2 separate regions of the Homo sapiens genome follow, and region 1 is linked to region 2. A link is a loop called in an ENCODE intact Hi-C map of the cell type or tissue named here. Cell type or tissue: K562. All regions are shown on one strand. Links, peaks and the distances in the headings refer to the core of each region. The heading gives the core; the rest is flanking DNA.

Region 1 (2,935 bases), core at 218-2,717, 160 kb after region 2:
TATTTAGAAGTTTGGTGACATTTTTGTGGCCAGTAGAAACCTAACTCTTGTTTACATCAATTAGCCTATGGTGAAATTGGATTTGTTATCTATCATTTCTTTTTTTTTTTTTTTTGAGACAGAGTCTTGCTCTGTCGCCCAGGCTGGAGTGCAGTGGCACGATCTCGGCTCACTGCAACCTCTGCCTCTCAGGTTCACGCCATTCTCCTTCCGCAGCCTCCAGAGTAGCTGGGACTGCAGGTGCCCACCACCATGCCCGGCTAATTTTTTGTATTTTAGTAGAGCTGGGGTTTCACCATGTTAGCCAGGATGGTCTCGATCTCCTGACCTCGTGATCCACCCGCCTCGGCCTCCCAAATTGCTGGGATTACAGGTGTGAGCCACCGTGCCTGGCCTATCTATCATTTCTCTTAAAGTCGCAAAGAAGCTATGGATGACATTAAGTGAGGTCTTACTGTAGAAATATTAAAGAACATGTCCATAACTGTCTGTCTAGCAAACCCAAGTAATAAATGTGAAAAAAAAATCACATGTAAGAGAGGTCAACATGGCAGCTATTTCCAATATCAAAACCAAAAAGTTAAAGATTGGAATAAAACAATTTAAAAGGCAACCAAAATTATAAAATAGCCAGAAATAAGTGTCACAAAGAATATATAACATTTACCCAAATAAAATGTTGTTGATCAACATAAAAATAACTATTAAATAGCAAGAACATATTTCAATAGAAGGTACCACCTAATAATGATTGGAATTCCAGTATCTTTTTAAATCAAATAAAATTGCTATTATGGTATTTGAATAAATGTAACAAAATTACTTTAAATTTTAACTTTTGTATAAGCCTTTGACAAAAATGACATCTTAAAAAGTGATGAGAGCAGATTTGCCATAAATCAAAACTCTGTGGTTCTGGGGAAGGTCCAGAAAGAGTACACTAACTTAGTGTAAGAGTACACGAAAGATTACACTAACATAGTCTACTAGATGTAAGTAAATTCAGATAAAGTTAGATGGAGGTAGGGAGGTCAGAAGAAAAGAAGGAAGAGAGGGAGGCAAGATTAAAGGAAGGAAAGGAGGGAGGAAGGAATGGAGGGAGGAGATGAAACCAGTTTAAACTTGAAAAAGGAAGCGGTGAGATTATATTTAAAATAAGTTAAATCATGAAAAACTTTGGGAAGGGTAACCACTAAACTCTGAACTAAATACCTGGGTGCTAAAAAACTGGTGCTGAGGAAGGTCTCAAAAGTACACGCTGTCACTAACATGCCTTGCTGCTAGAAAGAGTTATCATTAAATCAAATTAAAAAAAAAAAAGCTCTACTTTATACTGTAACCAGTAAGCCTAAAGGACATTTTCTGTGCCCAGTATAAGTCATGTATCAAAAAACATTTTGCTTGCATTTTGGCTTTAAATAAAAGTTGTATAATTTCATGTTTTAATATAATCCATGTTTCTCAATGATTATATTGACTCAGAGAGATCGCCAGATTCATTAAGAGTTTTACTTCACATAATTTGATAATTAGATTGGGATTAGGAAATTATTTAATGAGAGACTTCACACCATGCAAAATTGCCTTTGCTCTCAGGAAAAAAAAAAAAGCCAGTGGCTCGCATGCTGTTGTCCAGCCTTTGGCACATTTATAGGTATTGGAGAGCTCTCCACATTGATGGCCATTTCAAAGTTGGATAATTCTCATTCGTAATTCGTGCATTTATCTAATATTCTATTTAATAGAGAATCACATTATGTGTCATTCCATTTTAATAATGTTGGTAACTGAAATATTTAAAGACAACGGTGACTCCTAACTCTTCATAATTACGAATTCTTTCTAGTTTCGCCTACCTTTTCCATATGTGGTATGTTTTCCAGATTCCTCATTATTTTTGTTAAGGCTTTAGATGATCTCATTTCAGTTAAAAAATGCTCCTCTGCGCCTGTAATCCCGGCACTTTGGGAGGCTGAGGTGGGCGGATCACGAGGTCAGGAAATTGAGACCATCCTGACTAACACGGCATGGTGGCTGGCGCCTGTAGTCCCGGCTACTGGAGAGGCTGAGGAGAAGAATGGCGTGAACCCGGGAGGTGGAGCTTGCAGTGAGCTGAGATCGCGCCACTGCACTCCAGCCTGGGCGACAGAGCCAGACTCCGTCACCAAAAAACAACAAAAAAAGGCTCCTCTGTTACATACCCAGTACTGAACTCCAATATTATCTGAAAAATGGACTCATTCTTATAAATTTGGTAATTCTAGGAAGCAAATCTGCATGGCCTTTGCTGAATTATTTGTGTAATAGCCGTATTGTCCTCTCAAATTTGTTTATGTAGCCATAACAAATTTCAACTAGTTTAGCTTTATCTCACTATTTACAGTTACTATATTTAAAATGAACTGACTTTTCATTTGATAAACAAGGGAAACACGTCCAATAATGCATTTCCAAGACACCGATGAAGTTTTGTTTCTGTATGTGTGTGCATGGACTTTTGTAGTATGTATATGTACGTAGATGTGTAGGGTGTGCACATGTGCATGGGCATACAGATGGAAATGTTCTGCTAAAAGATATCATTGCCATTTTAGTGGCTTCTTTAGAACTTCTAGAGAACTTTTCCAACTTCTAGTCTGGAGAAGGTATTAACTAAAGAGAATCTTGCTTACTTTAAAACAATTTCATTTAATATATAAGGTGAAGAAAAAACAAAGTAAGTCAGAATATGATAACGAGGAAATAAAAATAGAAATATATTCTTTAGAGAGAAGATATAAAAGAACATTCAAGTATTTTAGAAGATACAACACATACAGCTTGATTCGTAATTAATTTTAAAAATGCCCTGTTGAGGGTAACATCACACAATGGGGCCTGGGGAAGGGATAGCATTAGGAGAAATACCTAATGTAGATGACAGATTGATGGATGC
Region 2 (2,920 bases), core at 421-2,920:
TTCACTTTAATCATCTTGGAATTTCTGGGCTGTGGCCTAATTTCATATAGTACACAATTGTTAGACCCTAAATCTAAAAAATCTGCTTGGTCATAATATATTCAAAACCTTGGTCATACTATATTTCAAAAAGGTGAAATTAGGTGGTACGATTGAGAAACTGTTATTTTAAACTTTGTCCTGTAAATCTGACCCAATTCTTAGTAGCCTGCAGTGACCCCCTGAGCCAGACTGTTAAAACAAGGAGGCAATTAACGTTCCTACACAATTGGAAATGTTATTGTAGACAATATATTGCATTAGAAAGGTTCTATGTAGTACCCAATATATTAAAAAAAGAAAACAAATAGAAAGCTGAAATTACAAATTATTCCTGCTGGCTATAATTCTTTCTTAGTAATGAATAGTGTTTTTTTTGAAGAAAGTTCACTCTTAACAGAGCAGAAGTAATGCTAAAATGTTATGCTGTTGAATAAAGCAGATTGTGATAGTATTCAAACTATCTTCTCAATTTGGTATTCAGTATTCAATGTGGAAAATATAAACAGAAGCAAATATTGAAATATATGTGAGTATTTTTCATGATCAAAGCTACTCTGTTAAGTAAAAATTTTTTAGATATGGTAGATTAATAGAACTGATGGACATCTCGAACTAGTTTAGTTTCAGAGAGTATTTGGGAAACAAGGAATAAATTAGGAGTCTGATATCCACTGAAAATTCATGTAGTTTTTCTCCATTGGCTTTTGCATTACATGTGCTTTTATGAAAATTATGAGGCTGGCCTAAGCATTGCTTTAAATACAAAGTTGTGCTTTATCTTTTAGGAAATAATCAGATTTATATCATTTTCACCATAACATATATAGTGCCGATGTTCAATTCACCAGTAGAAACTGATACCACATTTAAACACACATTGATGAAAAATAAAATAAAAGTGAAACAAGTCAGCAATAATCAATTATGTAAATAAGATGTTTAAATCACTATTGTTTAATTATCACATATACTTTGATGTACTCTATTTTAATAATATTTCAAATTCAACTTTTTAATAACTTAAACTGTTTATTAAACTTGCCATTGATTCTTGATTTTAAAGATTAGAAATAAAACAAATCTCCCTTATATGACAAATGGTATCTATGTAAAACTGGAGCAAACAGTATGTAGGTATGAAACGTTAGAAACATTCCCATAAATTTAGTAAGAAAAGACAGAAATATTTACACAAAGAAACAGAAAAAGATGTCTTTTACAATAGGTAATATTGACATTGTTCTGGAACTGTTTGTAAATACAAAAAGGTTTCATTTTAAAATACTAATTATAATATTTATATGTACAAGGAAATAATTGTTTTCTTCATTTAAAAAGTGGCTACATATAAAGTTTACAAGCCAAAGAACAAGCAATAACATTAGAAAATATAACTGAAAATAATTCAACCTTTCAAAAGGTATTAAACATATTTGAATATTTTTTAAATTACCAAAGTGTATAACTATAAGAATATATCTGCTTTTATTTTCTAGATTGGAAGACTGAAACAGAGATTTGTATTATTTGCTAATATTCTTCAGTTCCTAGAGGCTATGTAATGGTCACTCAATCAAAATTTCTTTACTAAGTGAAAAGATTTTAGAAATTATGAATAATATGTAATTCATTCAGTTTAAAAATGTTTACCAAATATCTATCACATAACTGGTTACCTATCAAAAACTAGGAAAGCAAACCTCCTCCAAGAATAAGCTTTTTAATCTATCAAGAAGCAGTGATATAATTAAATTTTATTATGAATCCAGAAATTGTCTTACTGAGGTCAGAAAAAAACTCCTACATTCATATTCACTACTCCAAAAGACTGCTCTTCAAGAATATATGTTATATACAACTACAGGAAAAAAATCTCTATTGAACAACTTAACTGTTACAAATATTGTATATTCAATTGGGTTTCAAATTTATATAATATTTTTATTCTGATAATACAAGTAATACTTGTCTACAAGAATTCTAAGGTCATGACAATATCAGTTGTAAATGATAAATGAATTTTTATTTAGGAAGAGTTAAAATCATATTTGAAATAAATCTAATCATTATGATTTGATGGCTTTTATTGACTATGTATATTCACATCCTTCTTAATGCTTTCACATAATACATTTTGGTTATACTCCTAAGCAAAAAAGTAAATTACATTTTATGATAATTACAAGGGAAATGATTATTCCAGATCATAGTTTTTCAGAAATGTTTATTAAAACATTTTATTCTATTTTATATTAAATATAATTATGATGAATATTTAGATATACCATTCAAATAAGGTTCTTACATTTTTTAAACTCAACAATGTCAAAAGCCACTCAATTGTCAAGTTACAGAATACTTAAGCACATTTTCTAAATCAAATTTTTATTACTCCTGTGAAAAGCATCATTAGCAAATGTTTCATAATACAGTTTTCAGAAAAGAGTCTCTTTTAATCTTACCTTCTGCTACACAAATAGCCCATAACATAAGGCAAATAATCTTTGCTAGAAGTCTCATTTTTTGGATCTTTTAAGAGGACATTTACCAGCTAACTCTGTTCACAACGTCCAGTTCTCCTCTTCCAAGAATTGTGATTAGTGCAGGAAAGAACTTGCTGCAAAAGGAAGTTGAAACTAGATGCTCCGCCTATCAGAAACTTTTGCAAAGTAAATAAAAAATCAACCACAAGCCACAAGCCCAGAAATGCCAGAAGTTAAACCCAATTCTCACTGCACTCCCACTAAATGTTAATGCTGTGACCGGCTCTTGGACTTTTTCTTATTAAGCTAGGGAAATTCTCCGTTGGAAAATGTTCATGTTCTTGGTATGTGCAAATCAGCAGCTGGTGATATCCTCTGGATTTCATAAACCCTTC

What was found. Hi-C counts contacts between places; a loop is a spot of excess contacts. Peaks named below come from ENCODE experiments on the same cell type or tissue, not always from the same donor. Only the 100,000 strongest peaks of a DNase experiment are listed, where the experiment ranks them.
Region 1: a loop joins it to region 2, with 7 times the contacts of the local background. A loop is called at or near these places in 2 of 110 quality-filtered maps.

The regions. Positions count from the first base shown.
Region 1 is chr1:196,493,648-196,496,582 of GRCh38, reverse strand. The region is part of intron 1 of KCNT2 (potassium sodium-activated channel subfamily T member 2); the gene reads left to right. Among named protein-coding and RNA genes, the nearest start is that of MIR4735, 87 kb to the left of the region's middle. In K562, for the core only: no CTCF peak of the experiment used is centred there; no DNase peak of the experiment used is centred there; H3K4me3 peaks cover 1,502 bases.
Region 2 is chr1:196,651,760-196,654,679 of GRCh38, reverse strand. It overlaps CFH (complement factor H), which reads right to left and starts at 2,637. Exons shown (of 22, transcript NM_000186.4): 1 at 2,505-2,637. The coding sequence starts at 2,562. In K562, for the core only: no CTCF peak of the experiment used is centred there; no DNase peak of the experiment used is centred there; H3K4me3 peaks cover 833 bases.